2 separate regions of the Homo sapiens genome follow, and region 2 is linked to region 1. A link is a loop called in an ENCODE intact Hi-C map of the cell type or tissue named here. Cell type or tissue: endothelial cell of umbilical vein. All regions are shown on one strand.

Region 1 (5,000 bases):
CAAAGGCTACTTCCTCATACTATACATGAAAGGGCCATAGGAAGATAATCAAAAAGGAAAAGAAAGGTAAGAGTTGTTGCAAAATGAATTGTCTTCAGAGGCTAAATGGGTAACATACATTTGGGGGAGGGCTGAATATAAGAAAGAGAATATTGATGCAAACCACAGTGAAACACCATCTCATGCCAGTTAGAATGGAAATTAAAAAGTCAGGAAACAATTAAAAAGTCAGGAAACAACAGATGTTGGGAAGGATGTGGAGAAATAGGAATGCTTTTATATTGTTGGTGGGAGTGTAAATTAGTTCAACCATTGTGGAAGACAGTGTGGTGATTCCTCAAGGATCTAGAACCAGAAATACCATTTGACCCAGCAATCCCACTACTGGGCATATACCCAAAGGATTATAAATCATTCTACTATAAAGACACATGCACATGTATGTTTATTGCAGAACTGTTCACAATAGCAAAGACTTGGAACCAACCCAAATGCCCATCAATGATAGACTGGATAAAGAAATGTGGCACATATACAACATGGAATACTATGCAGCCATAAAAAGGATGAGTTCATGTCCTTTGCAGGGACATGGATGAAGCTGGAAACCATCATTCTCAGCAAACTAACACAGATACAGAAAACCAAACACCACATGTTCTCACTCATAAGTGGGGGTTGAACAATGAGAACACATGGACACAGGGAGGGGAACATCACACACTGGGGCCTGTCGGCGGGTGGGGGGCTGGGGTAGGGATAGCATTAGGAGAAATACTTAATGTGGATGACACGTTGATGGGTGCAGCAAACCACCATGGCATGTGTGTATACCTATGTAACAAACCTGCATGTTCTGCACATGTATCCCAGAACTTAAGGTATAATAAATAAGTAAATAAATATATAAATAAATAAAAATTAGAAAAAGAAAAGGCAGAGTATAACAGTTAAAAAAAAGAAGAGACAATGATGAAGTCTTTAGTGATCTAGAGAATCCATATTCACCCTAAAGACATTTAAATTCAACATGTGAAAGCAGGTCACTTTGTAGACAAGACACAGGCAGGCACAAGGCTGCCCGTGGAATTCAACTTTGCAATTCCCCAGAAGATGGAGATAGGGAAGGAGCGATGACAGCAGAGAGGAGAGGATGTGACACAAGAGAAATGATTCCTGGGCAGATCGTGATTCCTGGATGATCCCTATGGGCTTCATTTCTTGAATTCACACAGATACCCTTCTAGTCTTAAGACAGTAGTATGCAGAATTCCACCCACAATATGGTATTATTTGGTAGTAATTACATCATCAAATTTTCATTCTCATGCACTATGTATGATAGGTTGGGACTAATTCAGTGAAACAAGGACATTTTCTTATGGCCTCCTGTGATATTTCTAAATGAAGGTGGCTGATTTTTCAGCTTACTAAATTCTAAACAGATAATTGGAATAATACTGATGTTTCTGGGTGCTTTTATTCACAGATTTTCTTCTTCCTTACATTAATTTCTGATTTGGCTTCCAGAGTATGTACAGGCCATCGTGCTCCTCTTATCTTTAATTAAGGTCTTTGCCATTTCTCTTCAGCAGAGTCTGAGCAGGTAATGCCAGGGTGCCTGAGGACTCTGTGGGCACCTCGGTTAATGTTGGGCCATGCTAGAGTCACAACGTGTGCAAGAGTCACTTATTGGGCCGGACCTTCATCTTGTGTTTAATTATCTTAAACGTTGCAGGCTCAGCCTTTCTGTTTGCCATGGTCTGTCGGGTATAGAGAATGTTGATGGAGTTTCCTTTAGGTTTCTCCAAAGAGCCAAAAGTTAGACCCTTATGAGGCTACTGAAGCCAAGGGCTTCGTGGCAGGACTGAGATTCCAGAACTGGATAAAAATTACCCTCTAATCCAGCACTTGCTTTTGCGAATACATCCAGAGGCAGACAATTAATTGAACCAATTGTTCAGCAACATGGATATTTAGTGGGCGTGAACGCAGAGGATGCTTACAGATGAAAGCTTGGAACTGTTTTCTTGCTCTGTGTGTTTGGGGACGGGTAGGGGAAGAAACAAATGAGCACAGAAGCCTCCTCCTCCTTGAGTAGGATAAATATGGCTTAGACTAATAAAATACAAGCTGGAATGCACCATTTCCTATTCCCCAAACAGGCGTCCTGGCAGTTGAAAGCAAGGAGAGGAAGGAAGTCTTTCATGAGAAAGGAATTGGGGAGTGGAGGCATTGGGGCTTCACGTGGTAGTTCTCCTGATTACTGACACCCGCCTGCTCCTAACAGCCCATAGAGCTACAGCCACCAACTCCCAAATTTGTCACTGTCACTTCACAAGTGCCCGGCATTGTTCAGGAAATTGTGTGTGTAAAGTAGAGCTGCCTGCGCCCAGCTTCGACAAGGGAGCAGCCTTGCGAAGGTGCTTGAAACCGAAACAGAGGCTTATGTATCCTATTATGTGCCTGAGCAGGAGTCATAAATAATTGTGACAAGTTTTTTTTCCCATCCCACGTGACAGTCCTTGACTCTGCCTCCTGTCTCCTCTCCCCTCTGCCTCATAGACTAGACTTGCCAGGCTGAGTGATGATAGATGTTACCAGGCAGCAAATGACAGCTGGATAGATTTTTTAGTTGGTGCTTTAGAGGGAATCAGATATGCTGTATAAAGCAATAAAAAAAGTACACTCACAAGGTGGGTTAAGAATAGCCAGCACAGCAGTAACCCGCTTTGTTGTGTATCAAAAGTTAAATCTCACATGGTCTTAGTGATGTGTTAATTTTTCAGACTCCTGTCAGAGTGACGGTGAGGACAGTCACTTTAAAAAAAAATTTAAGAAAAGGATAAAAGCAATCAACTGTTTTCTTAGTATATTTTGGTTTTTCAAATGAGACAAAAGCGTTCTCTTTTTAAAATCATATCTAAGAAGAGAAATAGGATTCTGGTGTTTTGCCGTATTGCTGTATTGCTGTATTGCTGTATCCTTCTCAATCTCAAATTTAAAACATAAAATTGGAGATGTGTAAGGTGTGGAATTATTCAGCCCCTGTTCAATTAAATAAATTTTTTTTTTAACATTGCTCATCTTCTTCCACACACTGTATTGATCTAGATTCTGTGTAACAAATGGTCTGGTTTCCCAGCCACCTTGGAAATGTCATGTAGGAGTCAACAAAACTACTTAGTGTATTTTTTATAAAGAATTACAGCCTCCTCTGAATTACTCAGACTTTCATCTCGGGCAAGCCGGCTTGGCTACCTCGTGTCTCGATGGATATGCAGAGCTACCAGAACATGATTCAGTGAACTACCCCACTCCCTGGTTCACGGACGTGACAGGCTGAGACGTACTTAGTCATCGCATTTCTGTCTTCTCCTGCACTATATGGGAAGTGGCTGCTGTGTAATTTAAGAGTGCTCAGTATATCAGATCACGACTCTTTTCCCCCTTGATTTTTCTGATGAATCACGTTAGGAAGGCTGTGGCTTTTACACGGCAGCGTGCAGCATGAGGAGGCAAGGCAGCACAAAATGTTTATTAAAAAAATATGTCTTTCGGGCTAGGTACCAGGCAAGGGGGGTAATTTGAGTTACGCCTCTATAATTCAAATTTGGGGATAATTCAATACTGGTGTAGTTACATTTCCAGCCACATCAAGTTGTACATGTATTATTGGGTGTTGTTTATTACTTTGGTTGTAGCATTCTCTCCATAGGACAATTTCCATAATGAAACCTATTTTCTATGGCTTTATCACTTAACGGGTTCAGTGTTTTTCTTTTTTTCCAGCAGACATGAATTGATGAGATATATGAATGCCCAGAAAATGTCATGAAATAGTTAAAAGGGTAGGTTTGGAGATCTGCTGTCTAAGTTCAAATCCCAGCTTGTCTTCTTACTCCTTGGGTGACCTTGGGCAAGTAATTTAGCCTCTTTATGCCTCCAGTCTTTTAACTGGAAAATAGGGATAATGATAATCCCCCCATCATAGGGTTGTTTTCAGGACTCAATGAAATAAATGTGCTTAGTACAATCCCTACTAATAGGTATTGAATACATATTATTTTAGTTATTATAATCATTATGATTGAGTTGTTATAATTATTACTGGGCTAGTTTCCCCCAGGCCACCTACATCTCCTCACTTCAGGTCTTTCCAGACTTGATGACCATATGTTGGATGGGTGGATGGAAAGTTATTTTAGGAATGGAGCCCTCTTTGTGGTTAAATGAACAGTAATGTTTTACATTGGTTCAGAGTAGTCTTTGATAAGGATGCATATTCTGTACATCACTGATACTACTTTTTGGACCATTTTCATCTCTTCCTCATTTGAAAAGAACCTTCAGTGAAATGCTTTATGTGGACATGGCAGGTAGAGTACCTGGATTCATCGATCAGTTCTTTTTCTGTTCTTTCTCTCTTGCTTGCCATTCTAGCTACCTAGGTAGACCTTGTTGGCTTATAAACATAAGTCATAGGCAGGTTCTAATATGATTTTAGAAACATTAAAAAAATTGGACTGTGATTCACAGTAAGGAATACATTTTATATTGTGACCCAGGGTGCACGTGCATGCATAATATATAGACATTTTGCTGAAGCCAGTGCTCCATGAAACATCAATTATCCTTCCCACATGTGTGATACACTTTGGCATTTTCTATCCTTTTCTATTTCATTTGTTAAAAGTGATGCTTTAGGTCAGGCAAGGTGGCTCATGCCTGTAATTCCAGCATTCTGGGCGGCTGAGGTGGATCACTTGAGCCCAGGAGTTCGAGACCAGCCTGGACAACAAAGTGAGACCCCTGTCTCTAGAAAAAAAAAATAGCTGGGCAAGGTGGTGCGTGCCTGTGGTCCCAGCTACATGGGAGGCTGAGGCAGGAGGATCACTTGAGCCCTGGGCAAGAGACCAAGACTCTGTCACTTAGAAAAAAAAAAAGTGATGCTTTAACCAGGGTGAGCAAACTTTTTCTATAAAGAGCCATAGTAGATA
Region 2 (5,000 bases), 68 kb before region 1:
ATCCCACAGATAAGTGAGAACATGTGATGTTTGTCTTTCTGTGCCTGGTTTATGTAACTTAGTGATCTTCAGTTCCATCCATGTTGTTGCAGATGACTGGATCTCATTCTTTTTTATGGCTGAATAGTACTCCATTGTGTATATGGACGGTATTTTCTTTATCCACTTACTCGTTGATGGATGAACACGTAGGTTGCATGGATTTAGAACCTCTGTGTAGCCTCTACCAGACTCACTTTCTTATTGGTTCAGCAGTGCTGGTTTTGAAAGTTTTGCAGAAAAGAACCCATCTCCATGCTGCTTCGGGGCCGTGTACATGCTGTTCTGACATTCTTTTCTTTTCCTTGACCATCCAACACCCACTCCTCTGATATGTCCTCAGAGAGCCTCCCTTGACCCTTGTCCTGAGATTTGGTCAGGTTTGGTTTTGAAACATTTTCAAGAATTTTGTTTTTCTTCCTTGAGGCACTTTTAACCACTGCAAATAGCTAATAAATTGAGCACTTGATTTAATGCCTACCCCTTCGGATAGTTTGTAAGCTTTCCAAGATCAGACTTCCTGTATAGATTATTTAGCAGTGTCCTGGGGTCTTGGGAAAGTTTTAACAAATAGCACTCAAGAAGTGGTCATTTATGGAATGAATGGATAGGCATTCTGAGGCAGGACCCTTCTCTACCACCTGCACCTACCTCACTCACCTGCACCTACTTGCACCCACCTTCACTCACCTGCACCTACCTGCACCCACCCTCACTCACCAGTACCTACCTGCACCCACCCTCACTCACCTGAACCTACCTGCACCCCCCCTCACTCACCAGTATCTACCTGCACCCACCTTCACTCACCTGAACCTACCTGCACCCACCTTCACTCACCAGTATGTACCTGCATCCACCCCTGCTCACCAGTACCTACCTGCACCCACCTTCACTCACCTGTACCTACCTGCACCCACCTTCACTCACCAGTACCTACCCGTGTCCACCCTTGCTCACCAGTACCTACCTGCACCCACCTTCACTCACCTGAACCTACCTGCACCCACCCTCATTCACCAGTACCTACCTGTGTCCACCCTTGCTCACCAGTACCTACTGCACCCACCTTCACTCACCTGCACCTACCTGCACCCACCTTCACTCACCTGTGCCTACCTGCACCTACCTTCACTCACCTGTACCTACCTGTGCCCACCTTCACTCACCTATACCTACCTGCACCCACCTTCACTCACCTATACCTACCTGCACCCACCTTCACTCACCTGTGCCTACCTGCACCTACCTTCACTCACCTGTACCTACCCGCACCCACCTTCACTCACCTGTGCCTACCTGCGCCCACCTTCACTCACCTGTGCCTACCTGCGCCCACCTTCACTCACTTTTACCTACCTGCACCCACCTTCACTCACCTGTGCCTACCCGCACCCACCTTCACTCACCTGTGCCTACCTGTGCCCACCTTCACTCACCTGTACCTACCTGCACCGACCTTCACTCACCTGTGCCTACCTGTGCCCACCTTCACTCACCTGTGCCTACCTGCGCCCACCTTCACTCACCTGTGCCTACCTGCACTTACCTTCACTCACCTGCGCCTACCTGTGCCTACTTTCACTCACCTGAACCTACCTGCACCCACCTTCACTCACCTGTACCTACCTGCACCCACCTTCACTCACCTGTGCCTACCTGCACCCACCTTCACTCACCTGTGCCTACCTGCGCCCACCTTCACTCACCTGTGCCTACCTGCACTCACCTGCACCTACCTGCGCCTACCTTCACTCACCTGAACCTACCTGCACCCACCTTCACTCACCTGTACCTACCTGCACCCACCTTCAGTCACCTGTGCCTACCTGCACCCACCTTCACTCACCTGTACCTACCTGCACCCACCTTCAGTCACCTGTGCCTACCTGCGCCCACCTTCACTCACCTGTGCCTACCTGCGCTCACCTTCACTCACCTGTGCCTACCTGCATCCACCTTTACTCGTCTGCACATGCATATGCCCATAATATACTGTCATAGAAAGTGAGTGTTATAGACAAGTTGGGGGTTAAAACATCCAGAGGCAGGAGCAGTGGGCCTTGATGGCCTGTAGGGAGGGGTCAAAGGAACATTTGAGAAAAGTTTCTGGAGGTGATGTGCTTGGAGATGATACTGGGAATCATCATCAACCTGTACTCTGGGACGTAGATGAGGATCTCTTGGATTAGGGGTGAGATGGAGCTAACGTTTTAAAAATATTAAGCTTAGGAGAATCTAAACAGTGAGAAAAAAGAGAAACTTTTTTCCTCAAAAATGCAACTGCATTGTATGGAGCAGGGAGAGAGAAGTCATGGGCCAACTGAAGCGACAATCAGGAGGATGCACTGGGGGTGTTGTCACCGTGTTTTCTAACAGATTACAAAGCCTCCTTGCTAAAGAACTGACCTTTTAGTTTATACCTGAGTGACACAGGCAGCAGCATTTCCCATAATGAGAAGATGAATGGAAAAAGTATGTCTGAAGCCTTTCCTATCATGTTTAATGAGAGATGAGTTTTTCTCTACAATTTCTTAATGAAATGCTTCAAACATGACTTTTAAATTGAAAGGAAAACCTTATCATTTTGTGTACTCCTGCGGCTCTGCATCCCCTGAGCTGGGATGAGTCAACAGAAATTGTAACACGACAAGGAAGAAGTTTCCACGAGGACGCCTCCTGCAGGTTTGTGCTTACTTTCCCTGATGAAATGATGGCGTCTCCTGTTTCCTCACGCTTGCAGTGTTCACGTTGTTTCCATCGCCTTGAGAGATGCTCCACACTGGTTACATCACTCCTTGGCTGTCATCATCTGTCCGTCTTTGGGGGAAATGACAGAGTGAGGTTTAGAAAGAAATATGTCTGAAAGGATCACATACTAAATGGTCCAAGAAGAATATCAGTATTTTTAAATGATCCAAAATCATGGGCTATTGGACCTTCTGGATATGTGGTCACTCTTTTCATATAAAGGGGAACCATCAGAAGAGTATCCGATGCCTAAAATATTTGCTTTTTCATGTGAAATTATCTAAAGACAAATTGACCAAACAAAACAAAACAAAACAAAAACTCTCCCTCTTATCTGGATTTCATTAAAATAAAGTAAGACTAAAGGTATTTTTTACTTTTTTGTCTGCGTCTGTTCTCAATTAACCGCATAAACACTTCATAAATCTTGCATCAGGGTAATATAACACTGTACAGTGCATTTTAACTGGAATATTTTGTTTTCTGAGTGCTGTGGAAGGTGGAAACCGCTGAGCCCTGGCTGGGGCAGAGCCTGCCAGGCCACATTCTGGAGTTTCTGGAGCATCGCAGGTGAATTCTTTGTCCTGTGTTGGTGCAGAGAAGGGGTTTCAAAGTCACGTGGAGTTACTTCCAGCTCTGACTTCTTGCTTTTCTAAATTTTCTTGGTCCTGTGAAATAAAAATGAGCTTTCTTAAGATTCATTTTTTATTTCCCTCCAGTGAAAATGTCTCTTATTTCCTCTCATTCTCCTCCTCCCTTCCCCACATACCAAGACACTTAATTGAGGGTTTAAGCTTGTTGGCTAATAGCTAATCAATGTTTTCTTTGACTTGGGAATATGGATAATGTGTTTATACTATTTGTAACCTACTTTTTCCTAAAGGGAAATGAGGTAGTACACACACACAAAAGCAGCAAGAAATGTAAAACAATAAAAATGGAAATTTGGGGTCAGGGAAGGTAGAAATTAAAGTACAAAATAAAAAATGAATAACAAAATAATCCAGTAAGTATATCACCAAGCTTGACTACTATCAAGCTTCATAGTTTTCTCTGAGCTTCCTGCTAGCCAAGAGAAAAGGGGATGAATGGAACAACTGGTTCCATAATTCTCATTTTCTCAAAGAAAATCCAAAGTATTTCTAATCCTTTTGACGAAGAATATTTTATAAACCTGAATTTTGAGCAGCACCTCACACAGGGGCAAGGGGAATAGCTGAATTAAACATCAAACAGAATGGTGATTTTCATGGGATAGTACTTGGTAGCATTGTTCAAGAAAATCCAAGCACGTGACATTAAAACAACTCAGTGAGGAGGACTCCATGCAGACATTGTGGTCCAAGAACAAGGCATATTGGTAGAGGGAATAATTAGGAGAATCTGATATACAGCATGGTTACATAGGGAAATGTCATATTACTTCTACAGAGACTGTCCCTTGTGGTGACTGACAAAAGACATAATGAAAACCGTCTGTTTAGATGGGGAAAATGTAGGTGGAGCTACTGCATTCTCACCTGGGAACACTGAGCTCACATGTGACTCATAGGGACACATCTAACCTCTTGAGTAGATTAATGGCTTAGTTGACAGGGACTGCTTAATTTAAGAGTGATATCGTGGGGGTTGCCCAGGCAGAGTACTACATGTCTGGCTGTGATTGAGACTAGGCCTCTCAGGCAGAGCTTTTAATATGCCTTTGACAGAATGTTACACCTTGTCATGCCTCAATCTTTTTAATCGTTGCTAATGATGATAATAAAAATAATGGCAATATTCAAGGCAGAGGCGAACAAAGAAAAGGCAATGACTCGTAGAGTGGATTGAGGTGTTGTGGAAAGAAAGCCCAGGCTGGAAATGTGGGGGCTACTTCTGGCATTGGCTTAAGCATGGTATATACAGGTGATTCTTTTACGTCTCCCATTTTTCTAATTTGCAAGAGAGGCTATTGTAGTGGTTCTCCAACTGTCAGCTTTTGGCCAGCAGCATTGGTATCAGCAGGGAACAAAATAAAAAATGCAAATTCCTGGGCCCCAGACCTACTGAGTCATAAACTCTGGGAATGTCTCTCCGTGATTTGTTTCTTGATTACAGGTATGAGCCACCGCACCTGGCCTGAGCAGTTTGTTTCTTAACAAGCAGTCTCAGTGATTCTGATGTATGCTCAAGTTTAAGAACTATTGGGCCTTTGAGTTAAGTCTCCTTCT

Evidence for each region. A loop is a pair of places that touch in the nucleus more often than their neighbours do. Peaks named below come from ENCODE experiments on the same cell type or tissue, not always from the same donor. Only the 100,000 strongest peaks of a DNase experiment are listed, where the experiment ranks them.
Region 2: a loop joins it to region 1, with 7 times the contacts of the local background. A loop is called at or near these places in 3 of 110 quality-filtered maps.

What each region holds. Positions count from the first base shown.
Region 1 is chr20:52,491,083-52,496,082 of GRCh38, forward strand. All of the region lies in intron 4 of LOC105372666 (a long non-coding RNA gene), which reads left to right. All of the region lies in intron 1 of LOC124904931 (a long non-coding RNA gene), which reads right to left. Among named protein-coding and RNA genes, the nearest start is that of LINC01524, 130 kb to the right of the region's middle. In endothelial cell of umbilical vein, no CTCF peak of the experiment used is centred here; DNase peaks (open chromatin) are centred at 129, 2,339, 2,489 and 3,349; H3K4me3 peaks cover 351 bases; H3K27ac peaks cover 3,640 bases.
Region 2 is chr20:52,422,725-52,427,724 of GRCh38, forward strand. The region is part of intron 4 of LOC105372666 (a long non-coding RNA gene); the gene reads left to right. Among named protein-coding and RNA genes, the nearest start is that of LINC01524, 200 kb to the right of the region's middle. In endothelial cell of umbilical vein, no CTCF peak of the experiment used is centred here; no DNase peak of the experiment used is centred here.